Regions from separate parts of the Homo sapiens genome. Here region 1 is linked to region 2. A link is an interaction called in ENCODE POLR2A ChIA-PET data of the cell type or tissue named here. Cell type or tissue: MCF 10A. All regions are shown on one strand. Links, peaks and the distances in the headings refer to the core of each region. The heading gives the core; the rest is flanking DNA.

Region 1 (6,757 bases), core at 754-5,753, 63 kb after region 2:
GGTACTCAGTCCATTTAAGTAAGAATTATAGGCTGGGCGCAGTGGCTCACGCCTGTAATCCCAGCACTTTGGGATGCCAAGGAGGGTGGATCACCTGAGGTCAGGAGTTCGAGACCAGCCTGACCAACATGATGAAACCTCGTCTCTAGACTAGAATTTCAACCCCAGCTTTCCTGGGTTTCCAGCTTGCAGATGGCAGATTGTGGGACTTCTCAGTCTCCATAATCTCATGAATAAATTCCTCGTAATTAAATCTCATCATATCCCTGTCCATCCATCCGTCTCCTATTGGTCTGTTTCTCTGGGGACCCTAATACAGTGAACTTCCATAGGCCTGTCACCCAGCTCCAACAGTTATCAACATTCTGCCATTCTTGTTTGTTTTTTTGAGACTGAGTCTCGCTCTTGTTGCCCAAGCTGGAGTGCAATGGCATGATCTCAGCTCACTGCAAACTCCGCCTCCCGGGTTCAAGTGATTCTCCTGCCTCAGCCTCCCGAATAGCTGGGATTACAAGCATCTGCCACCACACCCAGCTAATTTTTGTGTATTTTTAGTAGAGACAGGGTTTCACCATGTTGGCCAGGCTGGTCTTGAGCTCCTGACCGCAGGTGATCTGCCCGCCTTGGCCTCCCAAAGTGCTGGGATTACAGGCATGAGCCACCACACCTGGCCCATTCTGCCAAGTAGGTAAGTAATCATTGATTACTTCACCTTTAACATAGTATTTTCAGGCCGGGCGCAGTGGCTCACACCTGTAATCCCAGTACTTTGGGAGGCCGAGGTGGGCAAATCACGAGGTCAAGAGATGTAGACCATCCTGGCCAACATGGTGAAACCCCGTCTCTACTAAAAATACAAAAATTAGCTGGGTGTGGTGGCGTGCATCTGTAGTCCCAGCTACGTGGGAGGCTGAGGCAGGAGGATCGCTTGAACCTGGGAGGTGGAGGTTGCAGTGAGCCAAGATTGTGCCACTGCGCTACAGCCTGGCGACAGAGCGAGACTCCGTCTCAAAAAAAAAAAAAAAATTACTTGCCAAACTTATTTGACTATCAAGCCCTTTTTTTGAACCCTGCAGAAAAGCACTCTGGGATTTAAACCATCAGCTGACTGGCTGTCAGGCCTTTGGACTTAGACTAGATGAAATAAGTCTATCTGTGCTCCTGTAACTTTTAGCTCAACCCATCAAGTGCTCCAGGTGCTTAAATCGCATTCTCGATTGAATTAAAATTCTACCTTCAAGTCACCTATGTTGAAAACATGTTTAGAGTCAACATTCCATCCTTGCTACAGGTCGATGGCTTCAAGGTAACCTTAGTCACCAGGGTCCTGTTTTCAGGGTTGTAGGTTCCAGAGGTTGATTTTGTCACCTCATCAGAATTGTAAGCATGTTTTTTTGCAGGGTGAAAAGAGAGGTATCTGTTAATTTTGAAATAGTTTCCAATTTACAGGAAAGTTACAAGAATACTGGGAAGAAATCCCATATACCCTTCACCCAGATTCCCCCATTTGTTAACCTTTGACCACATTTGCTTTATTATTCTATGTTTACATATATAGACACACATAACAGCTGTATACATATACATTGTCATACACACGTGTATACATATATATGTATACACATATATATCCCCTCCCCCCAGTCATTTGAAAATAAGTTGCAGGCCGGGTGTGGTGGCTCATGCCTGTAATCCCAGCACTCTGGGAGGCCGAGGTGGGCAGATCACCTGAAGTCAGGAGTTCAAGACCAGCCTGGCCAACATGGCGGAACCCCGTCTCTACTAAAAATACAAAAATTAGCTAGGTGTGGTGGGTGCCTGTAATCTCAGCTACTCAGGAGGCTGAGGCAGGAGAATCGCTTGAACCCGGGAGGCAGGGATTGCAGGGAGCGAGATCACACTACTGCACTCTAGCCTGGGCGACAGAGCTAGACTCTGTTTCAAAAAAATAAATAAGTTGCAGACATCATGCCCACTTACCTCAATGTATATTTTCCAAGAATAAGAACATTCATTTTCATAACCACAGTACAATGATCAAAGTCAAGAGATGCATGTTGACACAGTACTATTATCTAATATACAGGCCTTATTCAAGTTTTACCAATTGTTCCAATGTCCTTTATAGCAAAAAACACACCCACAGAAATATCTTTATTTTTAGTGCAGGTTCCAATCTAGGATCACATGCTGCACTGAGTATAAATATCCTGAAAGAACTAAAAGAAAAAAAAAGTTCTTGAATACATCCTTCTGGAAAAAACTGATACTTTCTTAAATGGAGGCTGGCTTTAAATGAAAGGATAAATCCCTTTATAATGGGTGTTTTTGTAAATGCATCACATAGCCAGGAAGACTATAGTTCTAATCTGCTTTTTTTCCCCCTAGAGATAGCGTCTCACTCTGTTGCCCAGGCTGAAGTACAGTGGTACAATGATGGCTCATTGCAGACTTAACCTCCTGGGCTCAAGCAATCCTCCTGCCTCAGTCTCTCAAGTGGCTGGGACTACAGGCGTGTGACCTGTTTTTTTTGTTTGTTTTTGTTTTTTTTTTGAGACAGAGTCTGGCTCTGTCACCCAGGCTGGAGTGCAGTGGCGTGATCTCGGCTCACTGCAAGCTCCACCTCCCAGGTTCACGCCATTCTCCTGCCTCAGCCTCCCCAGCAGCTGGAACTACAGGCGCACGCTGCCACGCCTGGCTACTTTTTTTGTATTTTTAGTAGACACGGAGTTTCACCGTGTTAGCCAGGATGGTCTGGATTTCCTGACCTCATGATCCGCCCGCCTCGGCCTCCCAAAGTGCTGGGATTACAGGCGTGAGCCACTGCACCCGGCCGGCTGTTTTTGTTTGTTTTTTTTTTTTTTTTTTTTTAAGAGATGGGGTCTCACTGTATTGCCCAGGCTGGTCTCAAACTCCTGGGCTCAAGTAATCTTCCTGCCTTGGCCTCCCAAGTCGCTGGGATTGCAGGTGTGAACCACTGCACCTGGCTTAATCTACTCTCTGTAGGTCCACTGGAAATCTAATGTCAGGAATTCATTAGGCAGGATGAAGAAAAGTGAAGGGGATTACCAGGTGTGACATAGGCACTTGTAAGAAGCTCTGTGGCTCTTAGTGGAGCTTTTGGTTTTCCTGACACTGAGATAGAAGATGTCCAAGCCTAATTTTGTCACTGCTATCATCATAGAAAGCTGGAGAAGTAGGGGGAAAGCTCCTAGCACATGGGTGGGAAATCCTCAGAAATCTATTCTTCTATGTAAGGGAGGTGTAGAGTTTCTGTCCTCTTGGAATTTTTAATTTGTCATCAGATTTGCTTTAGCAGGACAATAATGTGACAAAAACATGGATCCTCAGCCTGATAAATGAGGTCAAGTTTGAAAGCAAGAAAGGAGACAAGTGAGTATTTGAATTAAAGCCGAAGGCAGTCCTTAGTATTCTGCTGTAAGGAGTCTGATGCTACTTTCCATCAGGAGCTGCATCTCTCATCTAGTAATCATTATCTCTATCCGTCAGTATCAAAAACCTGGACTCCCAGTGCTCTCCTTTCTTGGTTTACCATTGAAATCCATTAGGAATACCAGCATCAAATGACATATGCAAGACCACTAACCACTAGAGGAAGAATATTCAAATAATTCAAAAATCGTAAGAGGTATTTCATAAATTTTCTTTTTAATTTATTTATTTAAAATTTTAAAAATTTATAATAGAGATGGGGTCTCACTATGTTGCCCAGGCTGCTCTTGAACTCCTGAGCTCAAGCAATCCTTCCACCTTGGCCTCCCAAAGTGCTAGGGTTACAGGCATGAGCCATCATGCCCAGCCTAAGAGGTATTTTCTATGAAGTAATACAAATCCAAAGTGGAAGAGAAATTATAGATCATCTCATCCAGTGATTTTTCATTTTGTTTTTGACAGATGAACTTTTCCATACATAATCTTACATGGAACCATAATATATCATACAGCACATAAAACAAAAAGGCTGTGGCAGAGAGGATCCCAGAGCTCCATTAGAACCCCTAAATGGTTGTGCAAAACATGAGCTGCACAACTCTGGGAGGTACCATGACCTCCATCATAATTTTACTTTATTTTTTAAAGCTTTTCAGTGAAGATTGGAAAACCTGCTAGACAAATTCTAAAAGAGCTGTAACACTCATAGATTTGTACAGTTATTAACAGGGCAGTTGTCCAATAGAGGGTGGTAGTATCTTGAAGGAAAAGGGATGCCTTTTGGAAATTTGCTTTAAGCCTCTGTATGTTGACTGGCTACAGGGCTGAGCCCCATTCACTCAACATCCCCCTGTCCTGAAGTCATTGCTTCCCAACCTATTCCCTGTCACGGTACCTAGAAAATGATGCCTTTTTTTTTTCTCTTTTCTTTTTCAGATAGAGTCTTCCTCTGTCGCCTAGGCTGGAGTGCAGTGGCGCGATCTCGGCGCACCGCAACCTCTGCCTCCCGGGTTCAAGCGAATTCTCCTGCCTCAGCCTCCGGAGTAGCTGGGATTACAGATGTGCTCCACCATGCCCGGCTAATTTTTGTATTTTTAGTAGAGATGGGGGGGTTTCACCATGTTGGCCAGGCTGGTCTCGAACTCCTGACCTTGTGATCCACTAGCTTCGGCCTCCCGAAGTTCTGGGATTACAGGCATGAGCCACCACACCCGGATGAATTATGCCATTTTTAAGGCAAAGGTAAGGAGAGGAAATGTGAATGGAACCGCTCCTGGGGGCTCACCCACCACAGGCCTTGTCTGGGAGGGCTAATGAGGTCATCATGCCAAGGCACACCAGCTGGGAAGCTCTTCGCTAAGGAACTGCTATCAAGCATAGTTTGAAAACTACAGTGACATGTCCAGTTCTTTTGTTTTACAGGTGGGGATACTGAGGTTCAGAGCGGGTGAAGGACCTTCCCAAGGCCAAAAAACCTAAAAGTGATTTGAGCCGGGGTCTCCTGACTCCGTCCCCAGTGTTCATTCCATTGTGTCTACCTTATTTATTTATTTATTTTTTTGAGACAGGGTCTTGCTCTGTCACCCAGGCTGGAGTGCAGTGGCATGATCACAGCTCGCTGCAGCCTCGACCTCCCAAGCTCAAGTGATCTGCCCACCTTAGCCTCCTGAGTAGCTGGGACTACAGACATGTGCCACCATGCCTGAAAAATTTAAAAAAAAATTTTTTTTTTTTTTGAGACAGAGTCTTACTCTGTCGCCCAGGCTGGAGTGATCTCGGCTCACTGCAGCCTCTGCCTCCTGGGTTCCAGCAATTCTCCTGCCCCAGCCGCCTCTTGGGTAGCTGGGATTACAGGCACACACCACCATGCCCAGCTAATTTTTGTAATTTTAGTGGAGACAGGGTTTTGCCATGTTGGCCAGGCTGGTAAGACGTGAGCCACCGCGCCTGGCCAAAAAAATTTGTTTTAGACATGGGGGTCTCACTATGTTGCCCAGGCTGGTCTTGAACTCCTGGACTTAAACAATCCTCCCACCTCAGCCTCCCAAAGTGTTGGGACTGCAGGCATGAGCCACTAAGCACGGCCTATTGTGTCTTTCAAAGATTTTAATACACTTTCACATCTCTTGCTAGATAAAATAGGGTCAGTTATTAGTACATAATTCCAAAAAAGGAAATGACAGAAAAAGAAGTAATATTCCCAAGGTGTAGGTCAAGAAGACCAAAAGGAATAAATGCATACCGCTCTATACCTGGACTTGTATACTATCATGATTTACATAGCTCAAGGCAGAGGAAATTGATCATATTGAACCAATATATCAGCAATGGGTTTTTCAAAAAACCAAGCTTTATTATTAATTTTTTTTGGCACCTTAATTAACAATTCATAGAATGGGTCACTTCAGGCCACTCAAGAGTACCAGTGAACACTCCCCCACAAACACACCCTGCCACAAGACATTTAGCACAGAGGAACAGATCCATGGCCACTGCCTCTGCAGTATCAAAGAGAATTAGTCTTTCCACAAAACAAATTTTAACAGCCAATCTCTGGATTTCTGTAGTGGCTTTAGTCAGGCATATTTATCATCATATTAGCAGTGTTCAGTTCCTGCCCAACATCTTTATTTAATCCCAATTCAATGCTTATGGATGCTCAGCTCATGTTTAATGTTGCAAGCCCCATCTTAGCCCATCTTAATTCAAACAGAAAAGAAACAAAACAAAACAAAAACAAAAAAGGTACCTGCCTGGTTCATGGATCCCTAGCCATCCAGGGACCAAATTCCAAATTAGGATGACAAAGAGTTTCCCTTAGTTCAAAATGACATGTGTTTCCAGTCCTAATCCCAGATGTTAATCTAGCCATAGTGTCACCTGAGCCTTAGTCCATGTGTATATCACATACTTCCTCTAGCTTTAGAATGACTTCACAAGCTGAGAAAGGCAAAACAACCATAACCCAGACTTGCATGTAAGTATCTGGCCTCAACTATTAAATAATACTTAAAAGGGAACCTTATGAGCCTTAGCTCTTTCTGGAAATTCATCTGAACAGGGGTGAGGGTGGGTAGGTGGGTGCAAATGGTGGGCTCCCTCCAGCTCAGAGTGCATTTGTTAAGGTATTGCCAACTTTCTGAAAGACACTAGAGACAAGGGAGGAGACCAAGTGCTAAAGACCTTTTATCACTTTTGCAAAAAACAAGAAAGGCCAACTCCATTTATTTTATCACGTGGATCTCTTAAGGAACTACCAAATCTACTAAGGGACCTCCAAGAATTTTGTGACCCATGAAAATCT
Region 2 (6,517 bases), core at 1,518-6,517:
GGCTGGAGTGCAGTGGCGTAATCTCAGCTCACTGCAGCCTCAACCTCTTCGGCTCAAGCAATCCTCCTACCTCAGCCTCCCGAATAGCTGGGACCATGGGTGCATGACATCACACCCAGCTAATTTTTCTATTTTTTGTAGAGATGGGGTTTCGCCATGTTGCCCAGGCTGGTCTTGAACTCCCGAGCTCAAGCAATCGAGCCACATTGGCCTCCCAAAGTTCTGGGATTACAAGCATGAGCCACCAAGCCTGGCCAAAAAATCAATTCTTGCAGTAGCTATGCTAGCTATTTGGGAGTGAAGCCCTAGAATTACACACTTCCTAACACTTTCCAGAAGATGGCAATGGCCAACTTCAGTTTTGAATCTGCTTGTACATCAATTTCCATCCATGGCTTTCTCCTTATTGGAGACAGGCTGTAATGAATGAGATACATATGGACATTTCATTATCTAAAGCAGAAATCACCATTAAGCAAAATTCATAACATAAATTGTAATAACCAGCAAAATAATATTTGATGGTCAGTCTTTTCCCTCTGTTGACAGAGGAGAAATCTACAGCTACTACAGACATTGGCTTTGTTGATTTATCTTTAGGTAGCTGTCATTAATCAAAACACTGGGATACTGTCAGAACCCAGGCTTGACTGCAGGAAGGAATTTATTTTACTGGGAAATGAAAGGGCTAGGAGAAGGATGGGCTCCTGATCCTGGGCGCCTGATATGGTTTTTATGAATCCATAAAGAAACAGAAGGTACTGAAATGCTACAAGAGACAATTGCAAGGACATAGCAGCTATGCCACAATTCTGGGAAAAACAATTGGCTGGGTAAGAAATGCAGGGTCTCAGGGGAGTGTTATTTGGGGGGCAAAAAAAAAACAACTAAAAGGCAGTAGTGTTGGGGAATTCTGCATCAAATGTTTCATTTCAGAGGCAGCAACTGTCAAAGGATGGAGCCATCTGGCTCAATTCAGCACTAACATGAAATGTCCTTGTTACGTTCTCCCACCGCCTGATCCCAAAGCCAAGAAGGAAAAGGGTCTCAAACACTCAGATATCCTGACAAAAGTCCCATTACCCTCTTCTTCTGTTCCTTGTTCTGATCACCCTTTGGTTCAAATCCCATTTACTCTCTTCTCTATCTTCATTTCTTCCACCCGCTTAAGTAACTTTGAGCTACATGTTGACTGAAGTCTCCTTTCACTACCTGTTGAGTGATGTCTGCTTTTATCTTAACTTCTCATTTGTGTTCCTTGAAGATTTGGAGGTATTAATAGACCATCCGTCTCTCTACAGTTCTCTAGCTGTTCCTCTCCTGACTGGCACCTCTGGATGCCAGAGTGGGTATGCATTAAAACCCTCACACCAGACTGGCCTCCCCAACCCAGGCCACCGAACACCATGAGCTCATAGCAAGTCTGAGCCAATGTCTACACAGAAAAAGCTGAAGCTGATGTTCCATCTTCAAAAGGAAGCACTCCTTGAAAGAAAATGGTCAATTACTGCCCCGCAAATCAAACACTGTACAGAATTTGCCTAAGTGATAAACTGGGGGAGAGAAGGGGGAGTAAGGCGTTGCAGGCTAATTACAACAGAAAAAGCCACATCCCACAGGGACACTTGAATGGAGTGTAATGGATGATTAGAAATGAAAAGGATGGATGAAGAGACACCAGCAAACCGTGTGACCACAATAATAACAATAATCTACGCAGAGTAACACAAATACTGGAGCTCATTTAACTACAACTCTTAAAAAAATTAAAAACTTACCAGCAGCTTGGAAAGCTACAAAAACAGATTAAAAGAACAAGAGTTCAGTACACTGATGTGGACACACATATCAGCTATTAAATAGAAACTCATTTTGTCATACTTCCCCCAGGAAGCTCAGCATTTGGGAACAGTAATAGAAGGGGGATTCTATAGACTTTTATTACAGCAGAAATAGTTTTAATGGAGACAAATGAGGAAGGCAACTTTTAAATGGCTCTGAAACTTGACTAGGGCTTTCCCACTGGCTGGGCTTACTGAAATATTTCTCACTGACTTCCCATGGGTGCAAGGAGATTGTTTTATAAATGCTTTATTTAACAAAATCTACTCAATAACATAAGGCTACATCAAGACCAACACCCAGTCACTTCAGCTTACCTGGATGTTGGTGGGATCCTTGTACGACTCATCACTCGCTGTTTGCAATTTTTCACTGATCCAAGCCTCAATCTCATCCACATCCCGGCTGAACTGTTGGAGGGTTTGAGATTCTCCTAGCTTTGACCTTTTCTCAATCATCTGGGCTTTCAGACGTCGCCACCTGAAAGAGTGAAACCATGAGATCCAACATGAGCATATCTTACCGTGGAGAAGGAAGTGGGGAGACAGAACAGGCCTGGGCCTTCGTATGAGGGGATGCATCCTCTCAGGGCTGGTGACTATGTCAGTGCCACAGGACACCCACCTGTCCAAGACCTCATTGCGCCGGCTAGAAATGTCTCCCTTGGCATAATGGCCGGCAGCGATGAGCTGGTCGGCAAAGGCCTGCAGAGCAGCAATCTTCTCTTCCTGTCAGAAAACAAAGGCATGAGATCAAGGTGGGCCTGTGGCTGGGCCCTGCCTGGACTGCCAGTCTTGAGAAAAGGATAGTTATTTTGGGTGACTGAGAACTAGCTGGTGGCAGGATCAGAATACACTGACACTTTAGAAGCAAGAGTGTAAAATGCCAAAAGAAAGCTTGATTTCATTCATTACTAGAGTAGAGTTTAACTCAAGAAGTCTCCAGGTCACTCAGGTGGGGCAGGTGTTAGAATATCAGAACAGAACAAAATTAAGCCTGATAATAGGAAAATGCTGTCAGATTTACAGCAAAGTGACGTATAAATCAAACAGTTTTACATCTTCCTTGTTGTTTGTTCATTATTCCCTTACCTACCCACACATTTGTTTTCCATCCCTTTGATAATATTTTTTTTTCCTGTGGCACCCCCATTATTAAAATCTCAGAAATACCAGAATCTATAAAGTTTTAAAGATTATTTATGTACATATTTTTCTTAGACAACGCAGGTATTCCTTGGAGATATAACAGTGACTATATAAGCCAAGAAACAGATGTCAATCAGGAAAAATCCAGACTCCAACTCCATGGTCCAGAGGCCTCACCTGGACGTTAATCGCTTTGTCAAAGTCTTCATGTTTTTTGATCAGAGCCTCTACGCTGTCCAGTGAGTCTCCTTTGTCTTCGGTATTCAAGAAGGCCTCCCGGGCAGCCATCCAGTTCTCAGCTTGCTCACAGTCCCGATGGAACAGCTAAAGAGGGCAAGAGGCAGGTGAGAAAATGAGGCCCTTCAGCAAGGAAACACTTGGTCAGAAACCAGGAGCACACACACCTGCAGTTCAAGGCACTGATCCAGCATCATCCTGCGCTGAACCCAGGCCTTCTCCAGGTCTGCACGCTCCTGGTCAAGAATATCAAGTTTCTGCTTGATCTCAGGGCTGGCATAGTGTCCGTGAGCCAACAGCTGCTGTCCAAACTGCTCAAATGCCTGGAAAGTGCCAGCCCTGGCATCGATTTCTGTCCGGTGTTCCTGCCAAAAGGAGGGAAGGGATTAGGTAACTGGCAGCAGATGCCCACTCTGACGTCAACCACCGACTCACCACAAAGGGTGGGAATGAGGCCTCTAGGGCCCTGCAGAGCAGCCACGTCTTTGCTACTCAGCAGGCAGGTCCACCCACCTGGTGTCGCTCCAGCAATGCCTCAGCTCCGGTGACATCCTTGGCTAGCTCATCTGAGGACACCAACCCCCGTATTCCATTGATCCAAGACATGAGGTCCCTGGAAACCAGCACCCCAGAAAAATAGCTATTATATTACCTGGTAAGGAGATCTTCTGCCCAGGAAAACAGAGAATGACATAATTCTTGCCTCAGAAAGTTATCTTGGGTTAATCTGATCTACTGAATGAGGCTAGGTCTTTGGGCAAAGTGTTAAAAAACTTCTTGTTATTTTTTTAAAAGTCCGAATTTCTCAGAGGAAAAGTCAGTAGGCTTATAATTAAGATCTTTTCACCCTCCAGAATAACAAGTTCTAGCTACAATTAAGTCTTTGATAGCTTCAAATGAAAAAGCTTTTGTTGGCCAGGCGTGGTGGCTCATGCCTGTAATCCCAGCACTTTGGGAGGCTGAGGCAGGAGGATCGCTTGAGCTCAGGAATTCAAGATCAGTTTGGGCAATGTGGTGCAACCCTGTCTCTAAAAAAAAAAGAAAAAAAAGAAAAAGCCTTTCTTTAGGATTAACCCTTGAAGCCCTAGGCCTGGGCATACATTTGATCCAGTTTCTCACAGCTGTACAACCACAAGGGCACAAAACTGAGTGTGTAAGGTCAGATATGGTATGATTCCTTTTATATGACATGTCCAGAAGAGGCAAATCCATAGACATAGAAAGCAGATAAAGGATTCCTAGTGGGTGGGGAAGAGAGAAGAGGGGGTGATTAGTTAAGGAATGTTATTCTAGGGCAATGAAAATGTTCCAAAACTAGAGAGGGGTGGCTGCACAACACCGTGAATACATTAAATGTCATTGGATTGCACATTTTAAAGTAGTTAATTGTATGTTACGTGGCTTTTACCTCAATAAAAAGAAGAAAAAGACAACCAGGCGCAGTGGCTCACGCCTGTAATCCCAGCACTTTGGGAGGCCGAGGTGGGTGGATCACCTGAGGTCAGGAGTTCGAGACCAGCCTGACCAACATGGAGAAACCCCGCCTCTACTAAAAAAAATACAAAATTAGCCGGGCTTGGTGGTGCATGCCTGTGATCCCAGCTACTTGGGAGGCTGAGGCAGGAGAATCGCTTGAACCCAGGAGGCGGAGGTTGCGGTGAGCTGAGATCGCACCACTGCACTCCAGCCTGGGCACAAAAGCGAAACGCTTCCCCCCCCAAAAAAAAAATATATATATATATATGTCTAGGGAAAAATATAATGTCATATGGCAAGGAGATGAGAGGGAGTATGCCCATACTTGGATAGGAAAGTAGAGACTTGTTTTTTTTTTTTTTTTTTGAGGCAGAGTCTTGCTCCATCGCCCAGGCTAGAGTACGGTGGTGCGATCTCGGCTCACTGCAACCTCCGCCTCCAGGTTCAAATGATTCTCCTGCCTCAGCCTCCCGAGTAGCTGGAATTACAGGTGTGTGCCAGTGTGCCACCACGCCCGGCTGGTTTGTATTTTTAGTAGAGATGGGGTTTCACCATATTGGCCAGGCTGGTCCTGAATTCCTGACCTCGTGATCCACCTGCTTTGACTTCCCAAAGTGCTGGGATTACAGGCGTGAGCCACCGTGCCCGGCTGCAGAGACTTATTTTTAACAATATGGCATTCAGTAGTTTGACTATTTTACATTGATTATGTACTACTTTTTTCTGTTTTTAATTTTTTTTTTTTTTTGAGATGGAGTTTCACTCTTGTTGCCCGGGCTGGAGTGCAGTGGCACGATCTTGGCTCACTGCAACCTCCGCCTCCCAGGTTCAAGCGATTCTCCTGCCTCAGCCTCCTGAGTAGCTGGGATTACAGATGCCTGCCACCACACCTGGCTAATTTTTGTACTTTTGGTAGAGACGGCATTTCGCCATGTTGGCCAGGCTGGTCTTGAACTCTTGACCTCAGGTGATCTGCCCGCCTTGGCCTACCAAAGTGCTGGGGTTATAGACGTGAGCCACTGTGCCTGGCCGTTTTTGATTTTTAAATTAAAATTTTATAATAGAAATAGGGTTTCGCCATGTAGCCCAGGCTGGTCTCCGGCTCCTGAGTTCAAGCAATTCGCTTGCCTTGGCCCCCCAAAGTGCTTGGATTATAGGTGTGAGCCATTGTACCCTGCTGAGCATGTACTATTTTCACAATAAAAATGACCCCTACAAAGAAGGCTCTATGTTCCAGAAGTCTGAGTGAACATGGCTCCGTACCGGAAATCGCTAAGGAAGCGCTGCAGGTCGTGGGAGTCACCCAACTTTGCCTTGCGCTGATCTGCACGTTTCCCCAGGCTGCTCCAGGCCTGGTTTAACTCTGTGCACTTTTCCTGCAGGTCTTCTGCTGACTCGGGATGGGACTGGATCAGGCGCTCTGCTGTTTCACCAAGGGAGTTTACCTATGGGAAGAAAGTGGTGAATGAGCTTGCAGTAAGGGGGTATGCTCTGCAGAACAGAAGACTCTGCTCTTTCTGGGGCAAAAATGCCAGACAGAAGATGACTTTGGGTCCTCTCACCTTGTCACCGAGAGCCGCAAGGTCCCTCTCGAAGCCCTCATGCTTGCGTTGCAGGGCCTGGACACTGGCGAGATCATGTCCATAATTGTCTGTGTTTAGAGCTTGATTCTTCTCTTCAATCCATTCTTTGGTTTCATCAGCATCTCTAAAGGCGAGACACATTCAGGTTAAGAAATGCCAAGTACAACTGCCTTGATTACAGGACACTAAAAAAAATTTATTTATTTATTTATTTATTTATTTACTGAGATG

What was found. Peaks named below come from ENCODE experiments on the same cell type or tissue, not always from the same donor. Only the 100,000 strongest peaks of a DNase experiment are listed, where the experiment ranks them.
Region 1: POLR2A ChIA-PET joins it to region 2 with 5 read pairs; 13 of 35 experiments call an interaction of 5 or more read pairs at or near these places.

What each region holds. Positions count from the first base shown.
Region 1 is chr9:128,541,317-128,548,073 of GRCh38, reverse strand. LOC101929270 (a long non-coding RNA gene) reads left to right here. Exons shown (of 4, transcript NR_188457.1): 2 at 4,390-4,695. It overlaps GLE1 (GLE1 RNA export mediator), which reads right to left. Exons shown (of 16, transcript NM_001003722.2): 16 at 5,786-6,757. It also overlaps the pseudogene RNU7-171P. Among named protein-coding and RNA genes, the nearest start is that of SPTAN1, 7.9 kb to the left of the region's middle. In MCF 10A, for the core only: no CTCF peak of the experiment used is centred there; no DNase peak of the experiment used is centred there.
Region 2 is chr9:128,604,927-128,611,443 of GRCh38, reverse strand. SPTAN1 (spectrin alpha, non-erythrocytic 1) reads right to left here. Exons shown (of 57, transcript NM_001130438.3): 30 at 6,266-6,410; 31 at 5,967-6,148; 32 at 3,741-3,840; 33 at 3,395-3,592; 34 at 3,168-3,314; 35 at 2,467-2,570; 36 at 2,160-2,322; 37 at 1,779-1,793. Among named protein-coding and RNA genes, the nearest start is that of DYNC2I2, 49 kb to the left of the region's middle. In MCF 10A, for the core only: no CTCF peak of the experiment used is centred there; a DNase peak (open chromatin) is centred at 3,463.